Regions from separate parts of the Homo sapiens genome. Here all the other regions are linked to region 1. A link is a loop called in an ENCODE intact Hi-C map of the cell type or tissue named here. Cell type or tissue: heart left ventricle. All regions are shown on one strand. Each heading gives the region's core, and the rest is flanking DNA. Links, peaks and the distances in the headings are about the cores only. Region 1 overlaps ELMO1 (engulfment and cell motility 1). Region 2 has its middle 98 kb from the start of ANLN. Region 3 overlaps GPR141 (G protein-coupled receptor 141).

Region 1 (7,385 bases), core at 1,114-6,113:
TTGAAAATCTGCACAAGAGCAGGCAGCATAAGGACATCCTCGGCCATGTGCCTACATGCTAATTCCTGAGTAGCAAAAATACAGAGCAAAAAATCCACCGCTTCCTTCACTAAAGAGGCTCTTTGAGGGGTATAAAAGTCCTGCACTGCTAAGCACTCTTACGAAATTCTCTAGAATTCATGGACTTTGGGATATGCCACTCCTGACAATTAACTGTTTTTGAAGCCATGTATTTCTACTCTCAGACCCAGCTGGTTATAGTCAAATGAAGAATGTCCCCAGTCATCTGGGTTACTGTAAATGCATTCTGCAGACTCATTTCCACCATCAGATCCAAATGACAATCATCAATTGTAAAAACTTACTAAAACTGGCTCCATGCCAAGGCTTCTCAGAACTTAACATCAATTAACTCATTAATGTCCATAACAAGCCTGGGTGGGAGATACGACTATATCCAACTCACTAATGAGGCAAGAAACACTTAGGTAAATTGTTCAAGATCACACAGCTAATGAGCAATGAAGCTGGGATGCAAAACCAGGCAGTCTGGCACCAAAGGCTGCACTCGTAAAAGCTATGTTTTATTAGCCTCAAACACAATTGACTTGCTTATACATTACGAGACCCTGACGTTTCTTTGCCCTTGGTTCCCTATGTGTCACCCTTGCACCTGCTGGATGGTGCCCTTTTGCTCCAAAGCGCCATGTGCAAAGAAAGGATGCCAAGGAAGTTTGCACAATACACTCAGGGACGAAGGATTGACACTGTTTAATATGTTGCCTCTCCTTCCGCCACAGCCAGGGGACAGAGTTATTGGAGATTTTGAGCTAAAAGGGGGAAGGAGGAAGATTCTGGCTGGAAAAGCATTTTTCTGAACCTGCTAAACTTACCCACTTAGAAGAGTCCCCACTAAGTCCTCCACTTCATGAACACATCAGAGCTGCTCTTTATTGAAGTGCCATCAGCCTGCAGAGTTTCTCACACACATGCCTTTGATAGGCGCGCCCCCTAGTGGACCAGAGAACAGATTCAACCCTAACTGCCCACAAATGTCCCTCCTAAGGCACCACAATGCGTGCTAAATAGGAAAGGAGTTTGGAAAAACAGGACTGGAAGAAACCTGTCTCTTCACCTGGTGTTCAATAACCATTCCTGAGAAATTGTGTCTGGAGTTAAAGTTAATTACCGTAAAAAGTAAGAAGAACGAAGGTCAAGTATTATCATGGTAATGAATCATAGGTCATTTGTTTTTAAAATTTTTCCCTTAAAATAGTTCCTCTAAAAATATGAAAACGGGCTGAACATGGTGGCCCACATCTGTAATCCCAGCATTTTGGGAGGCTGAGGTGGGAGGTGGAGGTTGCAGTGAGCCATGATGATGCCACTGCACTCCAGCCTGGGCAAAAGAACAAGACCCTGTCTCAAAACAAAACAAAGTTTTAAAAGTACAATTATTCATGCATCCCCTTTTCAGAAGGAGTCCACAGGTCATGGGTGCTTCTGAAATTAGATTACTCCCAGCAATAAGTACTCCTCCTTGCTCCCTCCCCATGCCGGAGTAGGAAGAAGGGAGTAACATATCCCATACGAAAGTCACCAAACAGATGGAAATGGTGGCAACAGCACATGCCTTGCAGCAAGAGCAAAACATGGGCCAACTCTTCACCTGAGACAGTGACAGAGAGCTTGTGTTAGGACTGTCCTTAGGGGCCCCACTGCACCAGTTTGGATGTCCTTTCTCAATGCAGCTGACAGCAAAGGTGGATCACAGAAGAAAGATCTGCAAGTATTCTAAGTGGGAGTTCTTGATCTCTCTGCACCCCTAGGAAGTATGATGATGCTACACTGAAGTGGAAATGGCCCCACGAGACCTTGAGTTATCTGAGAAGAGCCCACTGTGCAGAGGCCCTGCCCCATGACTTAATGTGCTTGGTTCACTTGGTTCAATGACAGGAAATAAACCTGATCTTCTTCAGTTTTTCAAGAGAGCTTTCCAAAGCTAACCTTTTCTTTCCTACATGTGCAGCTACAACTTGTTTTTTATCCCCCCACAGACAGATAGGGTTTCGCTCTGTTGCCCAGGCTGGAATTCAGTGATGTAATCATAGCTTGCTGCAGCCTTGACCTTCTGGGCTCAAGAGATCCTCCTGCCTCAGCCTCCCAAGCAGCTGGGACTACAGACGCATGCCACCAGGCCAAGCTAATTAATTTTTTTTTTTTTTTTGTAGAGACAAGAGTGTGACTTTATTGCCCAGGCTAGTCTTGAACTCCTGGCCTCAAGTGATCCTCTCTCCTCTGCCTCCCAAACTGCTGAAATTATAGGAGAGAGCCACTGTGCCCAACTAGCAGCTACAACTTTAAGACAACTCTGCATATAAAATTAAACATGAAGACAGTGCATGCCATTCTCTCTGTCATTTGACCAAAAGCATCCAAGAAAGACAGCACAGAGGCAACCCTGAACATGTACAGGCAGGGTGCTGGCAATCCTCTCTTCACCTGTGACGAATGGGCCACCTGAAAAGGATGCCCACCTGCCAATCAGTGAAGTGTGCAACCAAACTCCCTGACAGTTTTTGCTTGACCCATCAGCAGCTTCATAGGCCACCCACTTTCGCTTCTCTTCCCTTTTAAAATTCCCCTTTATGGCCAGGCGCCATGGCTCACACCTGTAATCCAAGCACCTTGGGAGGCCAAGGCGGGTGGGTCGCTTGAGCTCAAGAGTTTGAGACCAGCCTGGGCAACATGGTGAAATGCTGTCTCTACCACAAATACAAAAAAATAGCTGGGCCTGGTGGTGAGCGCCTGTGGTCCTGAGGTGGTAGGATAGCTGGAGCCCAGGAGGCAGTTGAGCCGAGATCGCACCACTGCACTCCAGCCTGGGTGACAAAGTGAGACTCTGTCTCAATAAAAAAAAAAAAAATACAAATAAAAATAAATTCCCCTTAATATTTTTAGGAGTGAGGAAAGAAAAGTTAGAGATAAAAAGAAAAGAATGCTCAAGAGGCTCGAATGCTCCCTACCATTAAAACAGAAATCTCAACAGTACCTCTGAACATACAGCTCCAGAAATGGCTACTGTTTAAAAAATTGAAAAATGATTCTAAAAGATTCTATTTACCTGAGAACCACATGTCAAGAGTCAGATCAAACTTCCCCATACAGCTTTGCATAACTCCCCACCAATGCTGGTTCACTTTAACTCCCTTTACTACCCTGCCCTCCTCACGTTATTACTGTCACATATTTTAATAATGGGACAGTACTTTCAACCCCCAAATACATTATTATTGTTTTTACAGCCAACATTCATAGACTTTCCATTTCCAGTGCATTCTTTCCTATATTTCCATGTTAAAGCAGAAAGCAAAAATTGCTTGCCCTACTTAAAATACTTTCATGACAGAGTAAGGAAAAATAACTGGGAATGAGAGTTGGGAGACTCAGGTCCTGGGAAAAAGCCCATCTGCCATGAACATCAGGCAAATCCCATTTAATAGGGGGGCCAGTTGCACATCCAACAATGCTTCTAGTTCCTACCGGGTCCTGATGAAAGCTTTAGAGCCCTCTAAGGAGACCCCAAGAACCCCTGTCTTGGCCTTTAAACTTTAAACAACTTCAAACGTTTCAGGCTTATAAGCAGGGTTGCAACGTAACAGAATGTCCCAGCAGCTGGTCAGCCAGAGTTCAGGGGACTGGCTGAGAGCCAATGGCTGTGTGTTTGCGCCATCTGGTGGCTATTTCTGCTCTGGTTCACTAAGGAATTTCCTGGCTTGTTGGGGCCAGGGATGCCTCAGAAGTTATTAGAACTGAGGTCTGCAGCATTTCAGATAGGAAAAGAGAGAGTCCGGTCTGATCAAAGTGTCAAGGAGGCTGACAGTGTAAGATCTGGTCCCTGAGGAACAGGCACATCTCTGTGAGTTCATGCAGCCTGAACCATCCCAGGTAATCCCTTTACCCATGTCCCCCAAGGATCCTTCAGGTGAAAGGGGCTGACTGGGTCTGGTGGACTGGCTAGGACTGGCAGAGCTTCCCTGCAGAGCACCCCGGGACCTCCTGCATTCTATATAGCTATAACTGTATAAGATTTCAGTAAATGTGTGTTTTTAAATATACTGTTATTTTACTTTTAGGTTTATGGGTTAAATCTAAAATGTATTTGAAAGCAAAGTACTTGTTTCAGAATACTATCCCAGTTATTAATAAGGGATATAGGGAAAAGTGATTCGATTGACAAAAACCTGCATTATCTTGTGCTTTCCAGAGATGCTCTGTGGCAAAAAGAGAATACCACAAAAATTAAGTGAATGTCAAAATTTAATTTCTCCAATTCCCATAAATGTATTCTAGATTCTTACTAATGCTGTCCTTGTACTCCAAGAGACTGCACCACATTCTTAGTGATGAAAGCCTATGATAAAATCACACTGGGATCGGTGCTGAAATATAAGGCAAGTCCACCATAGACTGGCTTCTCTTCACCTAGAATGATTTTTCTGAGAATTCACCAGGTTTTGGGGATGCGGTATTTTGGTATAGCAGCCATTTCAAGGCAGTTTCTGGCTTTAAAATAAATGAATTGAAACACAGTAAGTTATAATACTTCCCCTGTGAATTCCAACATGGTACTACTGAGCAGTACTGAATGATCTGTAGAAATTATTTAGCTTTTCCTTCTTACTGTAATTTATACTTCCCTCAGGTGGCCATTTTTCCCCATCAGAGAGAGAATATGGGGCCAGGCCATAGTGCAGGAAAAAAATGAGCCACCTCTTTTTCAGGGTTTGTGGGTCAAATTGGTCCCAATGGCTTAGGATGTATTTCAAGGGTGAGCCTGTTGATGTCTCAGTGTTTTCCATCTGAAAGACAAAACCGCCCATGGTTTTGGTTTGTTTCTCCCCCTCCCCAAGAACCCACAACTGTCCCTGGACCCTGCTGATCGGAATAGTTGTGCTCACTAATGCAGTAGCAGAAACAACCCCTCCCCAAGAACCCACAACGGTCCCTGGACCCTGCTGATCAGAATAGTTGCACTCACTGATGCAGCAGCAGAAACACTAGTTTTCCTCCCAGACCACAAGGAGGACCAAGAAGGTCAGATTTAGTGGCCTTTATTGACACATTCTCGAAAACCTGGACCCTTGCCTGTCCTCCTAGACCACAAAGAGGACTGAGCAAAATTGTATTTAATGGCCCTTACTGACACATTCTCGAAAACCTGTTAGAGTCTTAAGCATTCTCCCGTTAGTATTGGGACCTTACCCATGTCCTATAAAGATGTTATGCCCGAAAAATGAAGTGGAGGGTCGTACCCTGAGGGAGGGAAGGGATCTCCAGAGTTGGAAGAGTGATGTCTTTTGTCCTCACTTATATGAATAGGAAGGATACAATTTCTGAGGCTCACCATATCCTAGCTTCAGGAATAGCTTTTGTTAGGCCTGATTGTCTGAGGAGGGATCCTAAAATTCCAGATAGTCCCCCTACAATGGGGCTTTGGGCAAAAATTACATCTTTCTGATTGGTGAGCCCGGGCACCTAAAGAAGGTAACAGAGTCCTGGAGTTTATACTAGAAATAATTCTTATAGGAGAAACTAGAAAAGCACCAGAGACAGGGAGTGGTTTTTTAGAAGTGGGACTAGCCTCAGAGAAGAGAGGCGAGAGGAAGTTTGTCTGGCAGGCATTAGGACCCAGGCGGCAAGGGTCAGAATAGATAGGATAGATGGGCGAGTCTGCTTGGACGACATGCCTTTGAGAGTTCTGCTCATGGCTGCAGGGTCAACCAACTTGTTGTTGGGATCCCAGAGCTGAATGGCTTTCCTCTCTGTCGACCCTCGGCTCAGCCCAGAAGTACAGGAAAAGCAGAAGCTGGTTCCAGGCAAACCAACGCTCCCAACTCCGAAGAGTCAGGGATTGTTAGAGAGCCCTTTCCCAGAAAGCCTGACACGTGTGTCTTTAGTCTGGCAGCCACGCTAGTCGCTTTTAACTGGCCAACAGGTGCCCAGTATTTAGCCCCCGAATTCTAAGGAAAAATAGGACAGAATAGCAAGCAAAAGGGGTCCGACGGTACTCACCATTTGGCAATAGGCATTAGTCTCACCGCCTGGCGATGGGCGATGGTCCCATCTGGGTGGCCAAAATGTGTCTGGAATTGGTGGGTTCTTGGTCTTGCTGACTTCAAGAATGAAGCCATGGACCCTCACAGTGAGTGTTACAGTTCTTAAAGATGGTGTGTCCAGAGTTTGTTCCTTCTGATGTTCGGACATGTCCAGAGTTTCTTCCTTCTGGTGGGTTCGTGGTCTCGCTGACTTCAAGAGTGAAGCTGCAGACCTTCGCGGTGAGTGTTACAGTTCATAAAGGCGGCATGTCTGGAGTTGTTCATTCCTCCTGGTGGGTTCCTGGTCTCGGTGACTTCAGGAATGAAGCTGCAGACCTTCGCGGTGAGTGTTACACCTCATAAAGGCGGCACAGACCCAAAGAGTGAGCAGCAGCAAGATTTATTGCAAAGAGCAAAAGAACAAAGCTTCCACAGCATGGAAGGCGACCCAAAGGGGTTGCCGCTGCTGGCGCAGGTGGCCTGCTTTTTTTTCCCTTCTTTGGCCCCGCCCATATCCTGCCGATTGGTCCATTTTAAAGAGAGCGCATTGGTCCATTTTACAGAGTGCTGATTGGTCTGTTCTGACAGCATGCTGACTGGTGCATTTACAAACCTTTAGCTAGACACAGAGCACTGATTGGTGCATTTACAATCCTTTAGCTAGAAAGAAAAGTTCTCCAAGTCCCCCACCCGATTAGCTAGACACAGAGTGCTGACTGGTGTGTTTACAAACCTTTAGCTAGACACAGAGTGCTGATTGGTGCGTTTACAATCCTATAGCTAGGCAGAAAAGTTCTCCAAGTCCCCTACCTGATTAGCTAGACACAGACAGCTGATTGGTGCATTTACAAACCTTTAGCTAGACACAGAGTACTGATTGGTGCGTTTACAATCCTTTAGCTAGACACACAATTCTCCAAGTCCCCACCCAACCCAGAAGCCCAGCCGGCTTCACCTCTCATTACCATTTAAGAGCAGACTTTCTCTTCCCCACTTATCACAGACGGGACCCTCTGGGATTCTCCTCTCCATAGTTTACTGCTGCCCAAAAGCTCCCTGGGGACTTCCAAGTATAGTAGACTCTTCTTATTTGCAGTAGTTATGTCCTAGAAAGTTGCTGCAAATAAGTTAACAACTACTGAACCATTGCTCCTAGGAACAATATTAAATTGTTTCTGCGAGCCTCTGACCATAACGCTTTTGCCAACCAGTGAATATATAACCTTCTTTTATGTGTGTTTCTGTTTAAAGACACCCTATTTAGTATATGTTGTTGATTTGTTAACA
Region 2 (7,385 bases), core at 1,397-6,396, 710 kb before region 1:
TGTTTGCTCCCAAACGTGATCGTACCAGTTGTAAATGACATACTGTAAATGTCATAGTTAAACATTATATAAACTGAAAGTGTGAAAATGAAATTTTTAAACAATAACTCAGAGATTCTATAAAGATTAACTGCCGAGCGCAGTGGCTCACGCCTGTAATCTCAGCACTTTGGGAGGCCAAGGCGGGCAGATCATGAGTTCAAGAGATCGAGACCATCCTGGTGAAACCCCATCTCTACTAAAAATACAAAAATTAGCTGGGTGTTGTGGCACGCACTTGTAGTCTCAGCTACTCGGGAGGCTGAGGCAGGAGAATCGCTTGAACCCGGGAGGTGGAGGTTGCAGCGAGCTGAGGTTGCGCCACTGCACTCCAGCCTGGGTGACAGGGTGAGACTCCGTCTCAAAAAATAAAAATAAATTAAAAAAAAGAAACTGCGGCCATATTAAGTACAAAAGGGAAAAAGAGTAGAAATCTAGAAGAACAATGCTCTGAGATTACTTCATCAGTTTCTTTAAATTTAGTTCTCTTTAGAGACCTGGACAGTGCACATTGTTTGTTTACATAAGGAAGAGGTTATATAATTCATTCTACAGACTCCTGCTTAAAGAAAAGGGCTGTGCTTACAATACATGTGATGAATAAAAAGGAATATTTGAGCTGTGTGTGTATGCAATCTCTTATTTTGCTTTCTCACTTGATGTGACTTTTTCAATTAATTGATTGCATTAGATAAAAGGGCTTCTTCTGAATTTTAATTTTAACACTTTCTCCTGTCACAGTAAGGTTGTGTACAATAAATTCTGTTTTTAAGAAAAGGAATGTTTTGAGCTCACTGGCTGGAAGTGTTTTAGAAAAACTCTTAAGCCTGGTCATAAAACTAACTCTTGAATTCCACTGTTTGTCTCAGAGCAGTGGCAAGAATAGCTGAAAAGTTAAGCAATAGGTTTGACAACAAAATAGGTAAGTCATCTCAAGCGACTCTTGACATGTTTCAAATGCAGAACATATCAGGGTTGGAAGATATTGTCATTGCTGACCTTGACACACTGGCTAGTGGGAATTAATTTATAAAAGGTAAATAACCAAGGACTCTCGGATAGGACTCCATCCCTTTTTCCTTCCCTCCCTCCCTCTCTCTTTTAACATAAATAGTTTATAACCTCCATTTGTCTTAAGGCATAAGAAGATCCCAGACCTATTCCTGATGGCCAATACAAACACACACAGTGATCATATTCCTGGAACTAGAAGTCCAGAAAACTGGTTTACCAGTGAGACAGAATATTTGAAATTGGGACATTAATTTTACTTTTTGTTATGGATTTATGTAAATAAAGTTTTGTGACTATTGCTAAAATTACTGAGAATATAAATTTGGACCCTGCCTGGAGGGTTACCTGTAATAATTTTTATTCTTTCCCTGAGTAAGCCTTTGGTGGTGAGAGACAACTCTCTTAGCCAAAGGAGAATTCAAAGTCTCACTCCAGGATCTGCAGATAAGAGGCTGTTAGGAAGTGGAAAAGAGCATCATGGGAGATTCGTGTTTTTACAAAGGCTCAGGACAGTGGCTTCTCAGACAACAGGGCCCCTCCCTTGGGCTCCAAGCTTTGGACTGCCTCCCTGCCCCCCTCCTCCAGCCCATCTCCAACCTTGCACCTCCTCTGCAAGGCCAAGGGGACATGACCACCCAGGGCCTGCGTTTCCCTTTCTGGACCATGTGCAGGTATCTGGTCCTCAGAATTCCCCACCCAAATGGCTGGAGTCTGCTTCTGGGGCTGTGTGGGCCTCTTTCCTGGATGGAAGGATAACCAAGATCCCTAACCCTGAGAGGTCACTTAATTACTAATGGACAGCTTCCATAGTTTTTGTCCGTGTCCAACTTAAGACCAACCAGAGAAAGCCAAATATGTTTCCCTAACCAATCACATAGGATGCCCTGCTTCTTCCTAACCACCTCCAGCTTCCCCATGCCAACAGCCTCTAATCAGGGCACACTGGAGCATTCCCCATTTTTTTCCCTGCTATAAAGCCTTCCTCTGCCTGCCTTTGAGTCTCTGCCAAATTCGAGTGACAGTAGCTGACTCCCTTGCTAGAGCAAGTTCTGAATAAATAGTCCTTCTCTGTTCTCCTTTGGGTAATCTTTGTTTATTTCCACAATTGCCACAGTTTTTCAGTCTCCCTGATTTTCATATCTAGGCCGAAGGCGAAGAATGATTAATCAAAATATTTGTGTCTTTATTATTTATTTAATACATTTAAATGTTATGTAAAATTTTCTGAGGAAGAGTGAAAAAATTAAAAGTATTGACTGTTGGGAACCTAATTATATATATATATAATTGATTGCATTAGATAAAAGGGCATATATATATATATTTATATATATATATATTTATATATTTATATATATATATATTTATATATATATATTTATATATATTTATATATATATATATTTATATATATTTATATATATATTTATATATATTTATATATATATTTATATATATTTATATATATATTTATATATATTTATATATATATATATTTATATATACATACTCAGAAGAAGCCCCCTACCTTTGTTTTTTGAGACAGGGTGTCGCTCTGTTGCCCAGGCTGGAGTGCAGTGGTGTGATCTCGTTTCACTGCAACCTCAGCCTCCCTAGTAGCTGGGATTACAGGCATGTGCCTCCATGCCTGGCAAATTTTTGTATTTTTAGTAAAGACAAGGTTTCACAATGTTGTCCAGGCTGGTCTCGAACTCCTGACCTCAAGTGATCAGCCCGCCTCATCCTCCCAAAGTGCTGGGATTACAGGCATGAGCCACCACACCTGGCCCAGAAGAAGCCCTTTTATCTAATGCAATCAATCAGTTTAAAAAGTCACATAAAGTGGGAAAACATAAAAAGAGATTGCCCATACAGCTCAAATATTCCTTTTTATTTATCACATGTATCATAAGAATAGGGCTTTTCTTTGAGCAGGAGTCTGTAGAATGAATTGTATTAGGTTGGTGCAAATGTAATTGTAGTTTTTGCCATTACTTTTAATAGTGGTTTTTGCAATTAAAAGTAATGGCAAAAACTGCAATTACGTTTGCACCAACCTAAATATACAACCTCTTCCTTATGTAAACAACCAATGTGCACTGTCCAGGTCTCAAAGAGAACTAAATTTAAACACACCTGTGAAAAAAAGATATGTATATTTGTGTATGTCTTTTATTTTAATTCTTATAAAAGAGTTCTTTAAAAAATATTTACATTTATGTTTTCTTTTAACAACTTGATTAATATCTCAGTCTACTAGTGTGACTATCAGTCTGTTAGTGTGAATTTGCCGGATTTATGATGAAAATTTTGGAAGGAGATCAGCACTTGAGGAAATAACACTGGCTTGTCAAAGTTTATAACTTCAGCTTTAAGTGGTACATGTACACTTGCAGTTTCCAATCTCACCCATCAGATGGTGCCAATACTTCACTAGTAGTTTTGCCACAATGCTTTGATATCCTCCGATGTGGCATTTGAAAAGCATTGAAAGATTGATTACTTATGCTCTTGATAAAGTTAAGGATTTTATTATTAATTCAGCTTTAGATGTAGTTAAAAATGAGTACAAGTGTATGACACCCTTCAGATAAACGTATGCTAAAGAATTAAGCAGCCTGAAATGAATGGAGAGCTATTTATTTTTTATAGTTGTATCTTACTGTATATTTAATTTATGCAATTCCCCAAAACCAGTGCTTCTTCTTCTTCCTTTTTTTTTTTTAAATTATACTTTAAGTTCTGGGATACATGTGCAGAATGAGCAGGTTTGTTACATAGGTATACACGTGCCATGGTGGTGTGCTGCACCCATCAACCCCTCATCTACATTAGGTATTTCTCCTAATGCTATCCTTCCACTAGCCCCCCACCCCCTGACAGGCCCCAGTTTGTGATGTTCCCCTCCCTGTGTCCGCATGTTCTCATTGTTCAACTCTCACTTATGAGTGAGAACGTGCAGTGTTTGGTTTTCTGTTCCTGTGTTAGTTTGCTGAGATTGATGGTTTCCAGCTTTATCCAGGTCTCTGCAAAGGACATGAACCCATCCTTTTTTATGGCTGCATAGTATTCCATGGTGTATATGTGCCACATTTTCTTTATTCAGTCTGTCATTGATGGGCATTTGGATTGGTTCCAAGTCTTTGCTATTGTGAATAGTGCTGCAATAAACATACGTGTTCATGTGTCTTTATAGTAGAATGATTTATAATCCTTTGGGTATATACCAGAGATTGCTGGGTCAAATGGTATTTCTGGTTCTAGATCCTTGAGGAATCGCCACACTGTCTTCTACAATGGCTGAACTAATTTACACTCCCACCAACAGTGTAAAAGCGCTCCTATTGCCCCACATCCTCTCCAGCACCTGTTGTTTCCCGACTTTTTAATGATCACCATTCTAACTGGCATGAGATGGTATCTCATTGTGGTTTTGATTTGCATTTCTCTAATGACCAATGATGATGAGCTTTTCTTTCATATGTTTTTTGGCCGCATAAATGTCTTCTTTTGAGAAGTGTCTGTTCATATCCTTTGCCCACTTTTGGATGGGGTTGTTTGTTTTTTTCTTGTAAATTTGTTTAAGTTTGTTTAAGTTCCTTGTAGATTCTGGATATTAGCCCTTTGTCACATGGATAGATTGCAAACATTTTCTCCCTATTCACTCTGATGATAGTTTCTTTTGCTGTGCAGAAACTCTTTAGTTTAATTAGATCCCATTTGTCAATTTTGGCTTTTGTTGCCATTGCTTTTGGTGTTTTAGTCATGAAGTCTTTGCCCAAAACCAGTTCCTACAAGTTAGATCTTTCCAAATTTCCATGTGCTTGCCATCTGCTGCATTGCAGACCAGCCATGTAGTATGAAAACTTGCTCTGAAGCTGCACTCCTAACTGCACTAATTGTTAAATCACAATTACTTTTGCACCAACTGAATAGCTCCTAGAGTGCTTCCTGGAGTCGGCAGTTTGCACCTACCCTGGGAGGGAGAAGGCAAATCACTCAGTGCTCCTCAGTGTCTTTTCCAGGCTCCTGATGGAGTTCAGCAGGCTTCTACGGTATGGCCATTCCTTGTTTCCTTTAACTTGACTCCATTCATTTGTTCAATGGTGTTTCCTGAACAAGAGAGGTTATAACTTTTCCTCCTTAAGCTTTGTGCCTTGAGACTCAAGTGCTGTCTAGAAGTAGCGGAATGCTTTGCCCAGAAACTCTGCTTCTCTTTTGGAAGATGACCCTGAACTCACTGATATCATAGAATTTACTCAAAACAGCCATAAACGCTCACATAAGCTCTTTTATCATAAATTGAAAGCATACATAGGAGGTCTTGGTACTCAATGAACTGGGCATAGGGGATTTATAAATTAATAATCAAATGAGGATGTCCTCTGGTTCACAGTTCCTTATCTGAAATTCTTTGGGCCAGATGTACTTTGGAATTCAGAACGTTTTGAATATGTAGAGCTAATATTATGCATATGCTATATATTACATAATGCTCTGGAAGGGTCTAGGACAACTCCCTATAATCAACCCATTAATTTTTCTGCAGGGAAACATAAATGTTCATATTAAGTGGGATAAATAAAGCCTAAATGTCCTCATGTCATGGCAGGTCAGGGTGTGCCTCCAAAGTGAGCTATGAAACAAATCTTTGGTTGTCAGAGCTTTTTGGATTTGGAGAATGTGAATAAGATAATGTGGACTTGTGTTAGGTGCTTTATGTGTTGTTTCATCTAGTCCTCATAGAAGTCCTGTGTTAAATATAAGGATATACGAATATGAGGAGCCTGAGGGTCAGAGTGGTTAAGTAGCTTTCCTAATGTTCCACGGCAGAGCCAACACTCAAACTGGCCTGGCTCTAAACAGGCTTAATGTTGCATCGGTTTCCACTTTATAAATTAGTAAAATGCTAAAACTTCAAGTTCCTTGCCTATGTTTGGCTTTTTGCCAATATTCTGCATTATTTTTTATTTTCTTTGGCATCCATGAGAAAGAATATGGTTGCATAGTGAACAATTTGCTCTCTGATGGATGGAGGGAAAGGCTCTTGCTGGCACCTTTGCAGAGCACCGTACTGGCTTGGGGAGGGAGCAGGGTTGCAGTGCTGGAGAACAAAACAGTCAGCTCTGCAAATGTCAGATTTTCCAGTGGTTGGAGACTCCTGCAGTGCACTTGGTCCACACAGCTAGTCAACCTTGATGTTGTCTGCAAAATGATCCAACATCTCATTAACGTCTCTCACTTCCTTTTGCGCATTGTGCACTAGCTTGGATTTCTGCTCCTTTGAATGGGGACATCAGAAGTCACTTGGCTTAATCAAGTTGTCAGCAGGCCAGGGAGGAACTGTTGGCTTTATTCTGTGCATTGTCTCAGGATGGGAATGAATTAAAGTAGTTATATTTTAAAATTATGCTTTCAAGGCAATTCATAAACCATGTTCCTTTTTTGCATCCTAATTATCCTTTTTCTCCTTTCCCTTATTTCTTTCCCTGTGCCAAACTATAACCCATTTATAGTCTAAAGTTTAGGGGTATACAATAGTTATATTTTAAAATTGTGCTTTCAAGGTAATTCATAAACCATGTTCCTTTTTTGCATCCTAATTATCCTTTTTCTCCTTTCCCTTATTTCTTTCCCTGTGCCAAATTATAACCCTATTTATAGTCTACAGTTTAGGGGTATACAATCTTTTTCTTCCCTGTTGTTTCTTTCTTGTAATGAAATTAGTAACTTAGCAAAAGCATGGACGAGAGCTCTTTTTATATACCTGTAAAAATATTGCAGGAAACAATAAACTTTGTAACATTTTAATGGACTAAATCTTTTATAGACTTTGAAGATTTGTTAGAAAAATTATTCATCTATAGGACTACATATACCAATATGTCATTCTTAAGGTGCTTTTAAAAGTCCTCCTTGGCTAATTTTTATGAAGGTAGATAGTAGATACACATATTCATGCGTTCACACACCCAGCCTTCCATCTGTCCATAATATTTATATGCAATGATATGCACAAACCATATGTGTTTCATTCCATGAGTTTCGGTAAGTGCATCTATTTATGTAACTGAAACCTTTATCAAAATAGATTATTCCAGAAAATTATTTCATATTGTTTCCCAGTCAATCTCCAGCTCTCCTATCCCCAAAACACTTTTCTGATTTTTTGCATCGTAGATTAGTTTTACCTCTTCCAGAATTTCATATATATATGCATATATATAGTCAACATATATATATTCAGCATAATTTTGAGACTCATTTATGTTGTGCATATCAGTAGTTGATTTTATATTGCTGAGTGGTATGTCATGTGTTTATATTGATGG
Region 3 (7,385 bases), core at 1,662-6,661, 530 kb after region 1:
GTTGAATGTGGATGAAGTTACCTGAAGCATGTACTTTTCTTTTCCAAGCCCAGACTCTTCAATTTTTGTTTAATTTGGGGGCAAGCTCTCCTAGGTGGGTGTCATCTTGCTCCAATCCTTATAATATTTAAACTTGAATAACCCTTTGCCAACTATCCAATCTGTTGCCAAAACAAGCTTTCAAAATTGAAATATTAAGATGTCATTTAGTATTCTAAAATTCCCTGCATCCCTCATAATTTTCAGAATAAAATTGAAAATCCTTAGAGTGGCAACATGCCGTAAATATGGGAATCCTCATGTACAGATTCTCACCCACGTTCTCCTAATATGTCAAATGTTCCAGGTACATCAAACTATTGGTAATTCCCCGAATGTGCATCCAAGCCTTTGCCCAGAATCTTCTCTTTCCCTGGAGTGCTTTATTTCCTCCTCTCTACATCTAGAACTTCAATGCACCCTTCAAGATCCAGTAACTGCTACATATCTGTACCCAAGCATCTTTTACTTTATTTTGATGCCTTCATCCTCAAGTACCTCTTAAATAATTACTGCTCTTTCTGAATTCTTGCAGCATTTTTCACGTACCCATAGGTGTTTCTGTAAATAATTGATGTGCCTCTTTCTCTCCTACCAAACAGGAGATTTAAAAGCGGTGATGTGTTTTATTCATTTCAGAATCTTTGCTACCTACTGTACAGTAGACAGTTAGAGTGATATCACTTGTTTAATAAATTAAGTGAGAAATCCCAAAGTAGGTTATACTTGTTTGTCTGTTTTAAAATGGTGCAGGGAGGGGTTCTGGTGACTAAGGTCTACACGCTAATGAGCATTTGGATTATTTAATGTTATTTTTCAGGGTTCTATAAATTGTGTAGGACTCTCATTTTGTAGGCTGGTCTCTGATGTTGGCTCTACCATAGGTTTCTTATAAAACAGCCACAGAAACCACTTCCATATCTCACTTTTGACATTGATGTAGTCCTCAGGCCATGGACAATGACCACTGAGACCCAAGCAAGGTTGTGGGCAAGGCTTTGGGAAGGGGGTTGATAAGATACAAGGGAATAGCCACCAGCCAGGCCTCAGGAAGACCTGAGGAGCTCTCTTGTGTGTGGGATGAGATCAGACCAGAATCACAAGAGAATCATGCAGGCAGGATGGGAGAATCCTGGTGCACCAGGATAGGGCAGAGGCTTGTTTAGAGCTACAAATACCAGCAAGGCCTGGCCTGGTATGTCAGGTCAGCTAATATGTCAGTTCCCACAGCTCCCATAGACAATGGGATGCCAGGGAAAGTTTTTAAAAAGAGAAGTGAAATCATTGATGATGCAATTTGGACTTCATTCTAGTTGTTTAGCTGTACATTTGGGTCCTAGAGAAACAAGAAGCAAGCTGGAGGTATGAAAGAGAACATTCCAAGAATGACAGGTAAGTCTGAGTCACAGCTCGAGGCTGAAGGAAGGGGGTTAGAGAGGAGGTGTCCCTTGAAATAGAAGCTGAGGCCAGCTTGCAAAGGGCTTACATGTCATGGTAGGAACTCAGAGTTTTTTCTTTTCTCTAACAGTAACCAAAGAAGGATTTTAAGCAGAGACATGACAGAGGGCAGGGGAAAATCAGAGTTTGAGGCCAGGCTTCATGATGACCTTCCAAGGTCAATCACAGAGGTAAAGAGGGGATCCTCATGTGGAACAAGGAGGTCCACAGCCAGCCAGAGAGGCAGCCCTGTCCCCTGAGAGAGCTGGCTCTGGGTTTGCAGTTTATTTCTGGGATCCTGATGTCAGTTGTTGGTCTAGATCCAAATGTGGCCATATCCAAAAAATGTTTAATCCAGTCAGGGCACTTTTTCACCATTATTTCACCCATTCAGTTAACAACTCATGACCACTATTTAAAAATTATATGCTAGTTTTGAAAGAAATTCAAAGTTAAAAACAAGTCCACAAATGACTAAAATAATTAAAACAGAGAATAAGACAACAAAGGTAGGACTGAAAGGCACCTGTAAAGCTTTTTGAGAAAGGAGCTGAGAATGTCCCGGGGGCCTGAAGGGCTTGAAAGAAAATGCAGTCTGTGTTTACACCTCAAAGATGTGCAAGACTGTGTGAGTGGGGGTAATATTTTGGGAAGAGAAAGCGCAATGAAGATATATAGGTGAAATATCTAAGTAGCATCAACAAATAACTGTTGTTAATGTTGTTTAAAAAACAATTCCCTGGCTTCTTGTATTTGGAATGGATTGTCTCCGTGGAAGCAGAAACTACCTCTCTCTTACCTTCTTTCAGGTTTTCCTGGGATCAGCTGCACTCCTTAGCAAAAGTATATTGGAGAATCAACTGAGAAAGTAACTGAGACATTTCAATCATTTCTAGGTGTAAAGAAAGACCAGATCCCAGGAAAATATTACGGTCAGTTCAATGCCTAAGTATAACACCAGCATCACTGGCTGGGACCCTCAGAACCTACTCTCCTATTTTCCCTTCATCTTCTTCTCTTCTTTCTTTTTCTTATTCCTTTTCTTTGTTTCCCCCCTTCTTTCTCTTCTCTCTTTTCCTCCCTCACTTTCTTGATCTCTCGCTCTCTTTCATGAATTCACTGAATCATTGCAGAAGTACTTGACACATACCATGTTCCAAATTCTGAGCTACGGCACATGCTATATTTTTCTACAAAATAAAGTGTGAGGTGGATCTCTAAATAATAATAACAAGTGTATCTCAAACAGTCTATCCTGGGCACCTTGTAAGCTTCAGTTGTTTTCTCTTCAAAGTGCCTGTGTCCCAAAGCTCAGGACAAATTTCAAAACCTGAACCTGAATATTAAGAAATCTAAACATATATCATCTAAAGCTGGCATCCAGGAAAACAGAGCTTTTCGTTTGATCAGAGACTGCATATTTCTTACCTGCAAGTGTTTGTTTTAACCACACTTGGCAGGTTCTGTATATAACACGCGTCAAAGCCATCAGTTGCACTTGTTTTTGTGACTGCAGGTGCTGGCTTGCTTGTTCCAGGGTCCCAGGGCCCGGCCATGGCCATGGTGTTTGTCTCTCAGGCTTGTCTGTCTCATACCTGGCAGGCTCACTGCTTCACAGCTCACTGTGTCTCTCAGACATTCTCTTGGCTTTCCCACAGTCTCAGGGACTGTTCTAAATAGCAAGCTAATATTCTGAAGTGAGGTATTGGAAGCATTTCTGAGAAGCATTTATTATTTTTGTATGTGCTCAATTTTTTAGCAATGAAGACATTTCCTTTCAAGGTTGTTAAGCTTTGAACTTTCCATTTTGTGAAAAGGCTCGAAATTTCCTTCATTCTTTGTGGGCATCCAACTCTAACAGACACATAAATTAATAGACTAGGAAATATTTAACGGTCTAAGTTCAAACAAATATGTTTACTTTGGCTGAATTGATGTTGCTATTAATTGCTATTGAAATAAACCACTGTACAAAGAAATATGCCCTGGAGGATAAATGTGACACTGCTAAAATTAAAACTCAAATGAGAATTATCTGCAGATTTTAATGTTTCAAATTCAATTTGGAGAATTCAGTTCTTTAATGTAATACTGATAAAATCATGTTATTGATCCTGCATACTCATCTCTTCTCAGGGATTAGAGACAGGCTGTTACGAGTATGTAGCAATCCCCCTTGTACCTGCATAGGTGGGGAGGTGATTGTCCAGCTCTGCTGGTCGGGCACTGGATGTAGTCATGGCTGCAAGCAAGTCATGCACGTGGAGAACGAGGTGTCTCTCTGAAAGAAATGTAGAGAGAAAATTTTAGGTCAACTAATTAAAAATTCCCATCAATCTCTAGAATAGCATCCCATATGCAAAGGAATACTCTGTCGCCCAGGCTGGAGTGCAATGGCAGGATCTCGGCTCACTGCAAGCTCCGCCTCCCGGGTTCACGCCATTCTCCTGCCTCAGCCTCCCGAGTAGCTGGGACTACAGGCGCCCGCCACAACGCCCGGCTAATTTTTCTTTTTTTTTGTATTTTTAGTAGAGACGGGGTTTCACCGAGTTAGCCAGGATGGTCTCAATCTCCTGACCTCGTGATCCGCCCGCCTCGGCCTCCCGAAGTGCGGGGATTACAGGCGCAAAGGAATACTTCTTATACAGATATATAATTTTTTTGTCCCATTAGGAAAAAATTGTGCCCCAATCGCTTTCTGTCCTTTCTTACTAAATGTGAATCTTGAAATGTTTATTGCTTCATGGTGTTCCTCCATTTGGCCCCATCCTAGTTCTTGCTTTGCTTTTAGATGCTGGGGAGCCATCTTGGGAGTAGGGTGCCCATTACATGAGATGAAGTGGTCTTCAAGGGGACAATAAGGGAGTAAGTGCCTTGTAGAAAGAAGCAAAGTAAAGAGGAAGAGAGGTTTCTTTGTTTGTTTTTTTTATTTTTATTTATTTATTTATTTTATTTTTTTATTATACTTTAAGTTCTAGGGTACATGTGCACAACGTGAAGGAAGAACTTTCTAACTTCTCCTTTTCTTTCTCTCTCTCTTTTTTTTTTTTTTTTTGAGATGGAGTCTCACTCTGTCACCCAGGCTGGAGTGCAGTGGCGTGATCTCGGCTCACTGCAACCTCTCTTTTTGTTATTAGGTTGTTGCAAAAGTAATTGCGGTTTTTGTCATTGCTTTGAATGGCAAAAACCGCAATTACTTTTGCAACAACCTATTACCTAGGCTAGAGTCAGAGCCCCCTCACCTTGAGAGTGATGAGTTGCGAGAGTCTGCCCCCAGCAGGCAGATTGAGAGAGTGCATGGTTTAGCAGAAGGATAATTTTAGCTGTAGTCCATGGGACAGAATGGAGATGTTGCAATTTGATGCAGATCATCTGAAAGTCTTGTGCAATGTCCTGATTAAGTGTGGACAGAGCACCATAAAAAAGGAATTTGGAAGTTGGAAACATGCTGAGTTCAGGCAGACATAAAAGGCAGCATCTGGAAAACCTATCAGGACTCAATTTCAGGACAAGTGATCATAGGTAGGTGGGATCATGGAACTTGACCTCAAGGTTACACTATAGGAACAATAAATAGGTTATGAAGATAATGAGCAGATAAACAGCACCACCAAGGAGTCTCAGTAATAGATATGTAACAAAGGAGCAGAGCAGGACTCTTTATAAGAGCTAGATGGTCGTAAGGAGAGGATTGGCACAGCAGTGGTTCATGCAGAATCTCCTGAGACGCAGATAAAACTTAGTTCTGATTGGGAGAAGGTTATTACAAAGCTTGAGGTGGAGATGTAGTCACAGGAAAGTAGCAAGAATATATGGGGGAGCTGAGACATGAAGAGGCATTTCCTAGAAGGGAAAATTAGGCTTTAAAGTCAGGCAGATGGGTTTGCCTGGGAAACAATCAAGAGCGCTGAGTCTGAGCCAGGGAGCTGGTGGGGAGTGAGCCAAAGTGTGTCAGGTAAGGCAGAGAACCAAAACCAGATATCAGGTGACAAGTCAAGAATGAGTAACATAGAGTACATGAATAGGTCTGGGCGGGGCTGAGAAGATATGGACTTGGCTCTATGTGCTTGGCTAGCTGAATGTTTTGCAGCTATATCTACAGGTGCTTTTATTATCATACAGCCTGGCAAGGAATGTTATTATAAACAGCTTGGGTCCTAGGTTTTGGGATGGGAAGAAGCCCCAGCTCCTGGGAATAACTGTGATGTCACCATAACACATGGTGACTTGTCCCAGCAAATGGAGCAGGGACGTGGATGAGGAAAACCACAGATAAGTATTACAGCCAGGCAGGGTGGCTCACGCTTGTAATCCCAGCACTTTGGGAGGCTGAGGCGGGTGGATCACCTGAGGTCAGGAGTTCAAGAAGAGCCTGGACAAAATGGTGAAACTCCGTCTCTACTATAATACAAAAAATAAGCCAGGTGTGGTGGCAGGCACCTGTAATCCCAGCTACTCCGGAGGCTGAGGCAGGAGAATCACTTGAAGCCGGGAGGCGGAGGTTGCGGTGAGCCGAGATCCCAGCACTGCACTCCAGCCTGGGTGACAGAGTGAAACTCCATCTCAAAAAAAAAAAAAAAAAGAAAAAAGAAAAGAAAAAAAAAGTATTGCTAGGATTAGCATCACTGTTAGTTACCATTCCAGTTATTGCCCACTTGCTAGACCCCTCAGAAAAACAGAAGTTTGCAGGAATTTTGCAGCCAAAAGGTGATGTTTAAAATATTCCTAGAAGATTTTTTCCACTTCATACGTTGGATATTTATCTCATAAATTAATCAATATTGGCCGAGTATCGTGCCCCATGCCTGTAATCCCAACATTTTGGGAGATCAAGGCAGGTGGATTTCTTGAGCCGAGGAGTTTGAGACCAGCCTGGGCAACATGGTGAAACCCTGTCTCCACAAAAAATACAAAAGTTAGGCCAGGCGTGGTGGTGCACACCTGTAGTCCTAGCTACTGGGAAGGCTGAGGTGGGAGGATCACTTGAGCACAGGAGATCAAGGCTGCAGTGAACCATGATGATGCCACTGCACTCCAGCCTGGGCAACAGAACAAGACTGTCCCAACTCATTAATTACTCAATTAATCAATATTAATTATTATGTTGTATATTGTTTTAATTTTGCATAAATTATCTAATTTGTCTCATAACGACTATATGAGGTAGGTAGGGCTTATCCACATTTTAGGTGAGAGAAATAAGCCTCAGAGAGGTTAAGTAGTTTGTTCACAGTAACACTGCAAACAGTAGTAGAAGCAAGAATTGAAGTAACGCATTGTTCTCTTAGCTACATGTTATGAATATTTAATTACTCTTCCACTTCATATTTAGAGACTATCTTCTATGTGTTGGCTATTGCTATGGATAAAAGAGTGGAAAATAATAAAAACATGCACAGTCCTTGTCCTTGTGGAGCTTAGGAGCTTACAATCTAGGGGAAAGAGGGAAGATACCAGCAACCAGCACCCATTAACCCAAGTGATTATTTAATCACCCTTGTAGAGGTGATTCTTTTATCTTCAGAAGAGGAGAAAAGAGAAGGTCAGATAGATCTCATGTAGTGTAGGAGTTCTCTGACTTATCTTCTGAAAGAGATCTTACCAAGTAGATCTTACCTAGTATGGGAGTCAGAGAAAACTTCCCTAAAGAACTGATAGTAGACTTAAGACCTGAAGGATTAGTAGATGGATGGGGAGGGGAGAGAAGAGGTGTTGGTGCTAAGGCAAGAAAGAGCTTGAGGCATTGAGTGAAGATAAGGTGTTATGGAGTGTGGCTGCTGCCAGCAGGGATTAGATGATGCACTTTAAAATGTACAAATAACAGTACTATAACATATTTACATTATAATTGAAATTTATAAAAGTTAGGGAACTAATCTTTGTATGTTGGGGAGGAAGTTACCTTTCTC

What was found. A loop is a pair of places that touch in the nucleus more often than their neighbours do. Peaks named below come from ENCODE experiments on the same cell type or tissue, not always from the same donor. Only the 100,000 strongest peaks of a DNase experiment are listed, where the experiment ranks them.
Region 2: it touches region 1 in a loop (10-fold over the local background); 73 of 110 quality-filtered maps call a loop at or near these places.
Region 3: it touches region 1 in a loop (2.9-fold over the local background); 5 of 110 quality-filtered maps call a loop at or near these places.

What each region holds. Positions count from the first base shown.
Region 1 is chr7:37,198,034-37,205,418 of GRCh38, forward strand. The region is part of intron 13 of ELMO1 (engulfment and cell motility 1); the gene reads right to left. Among named protein-coding and RNA genes, the nearest start is that of ELMO1-AS1, 200 kb to the left of the region's middle. RefSeq lists enhancers at 986-1,045, 5,985-7,184. In heart left ventricle, for the core only: CTCF peaks have their summits at 1,220 and 3,744 (motif pointing left); a DNase peak (open chromatin) is centred at 3,708; H3K27ac peaks cover 614 bases.
Region 2 is chr7:36,484,465-36,491,849 of GRCh38, forward strand. No RefSeq gene overlaps it. Among named protein-coding and RNA genes, the nearest start is that of ANLN, 98 kb to the left of the region's middle. In heart left ventricle, for the core only: a CTCF peak has its summit at 3,464; no DNase peak of the experiment used is centred there.
Region 3 is chr7:37,727,631-37,735,015 of GRCh38, forward strand. All of the region lies in intron 2 of GPR141 (G protein-coupled receptor 141), which reads left to right. Among named protein-coding and RNA genes, the nearest start is that of GPR141, 48 kb to the left of the region's middle. RefSeq lists a silencer at 1,407-1,516. In heart left ventricle, for the core only: a CTCF peak has its summit at 4,751 (motif pointing left); a DNase peak (open chromatin) is centred at 4,741; H3K27ac peaks cover 40 bases.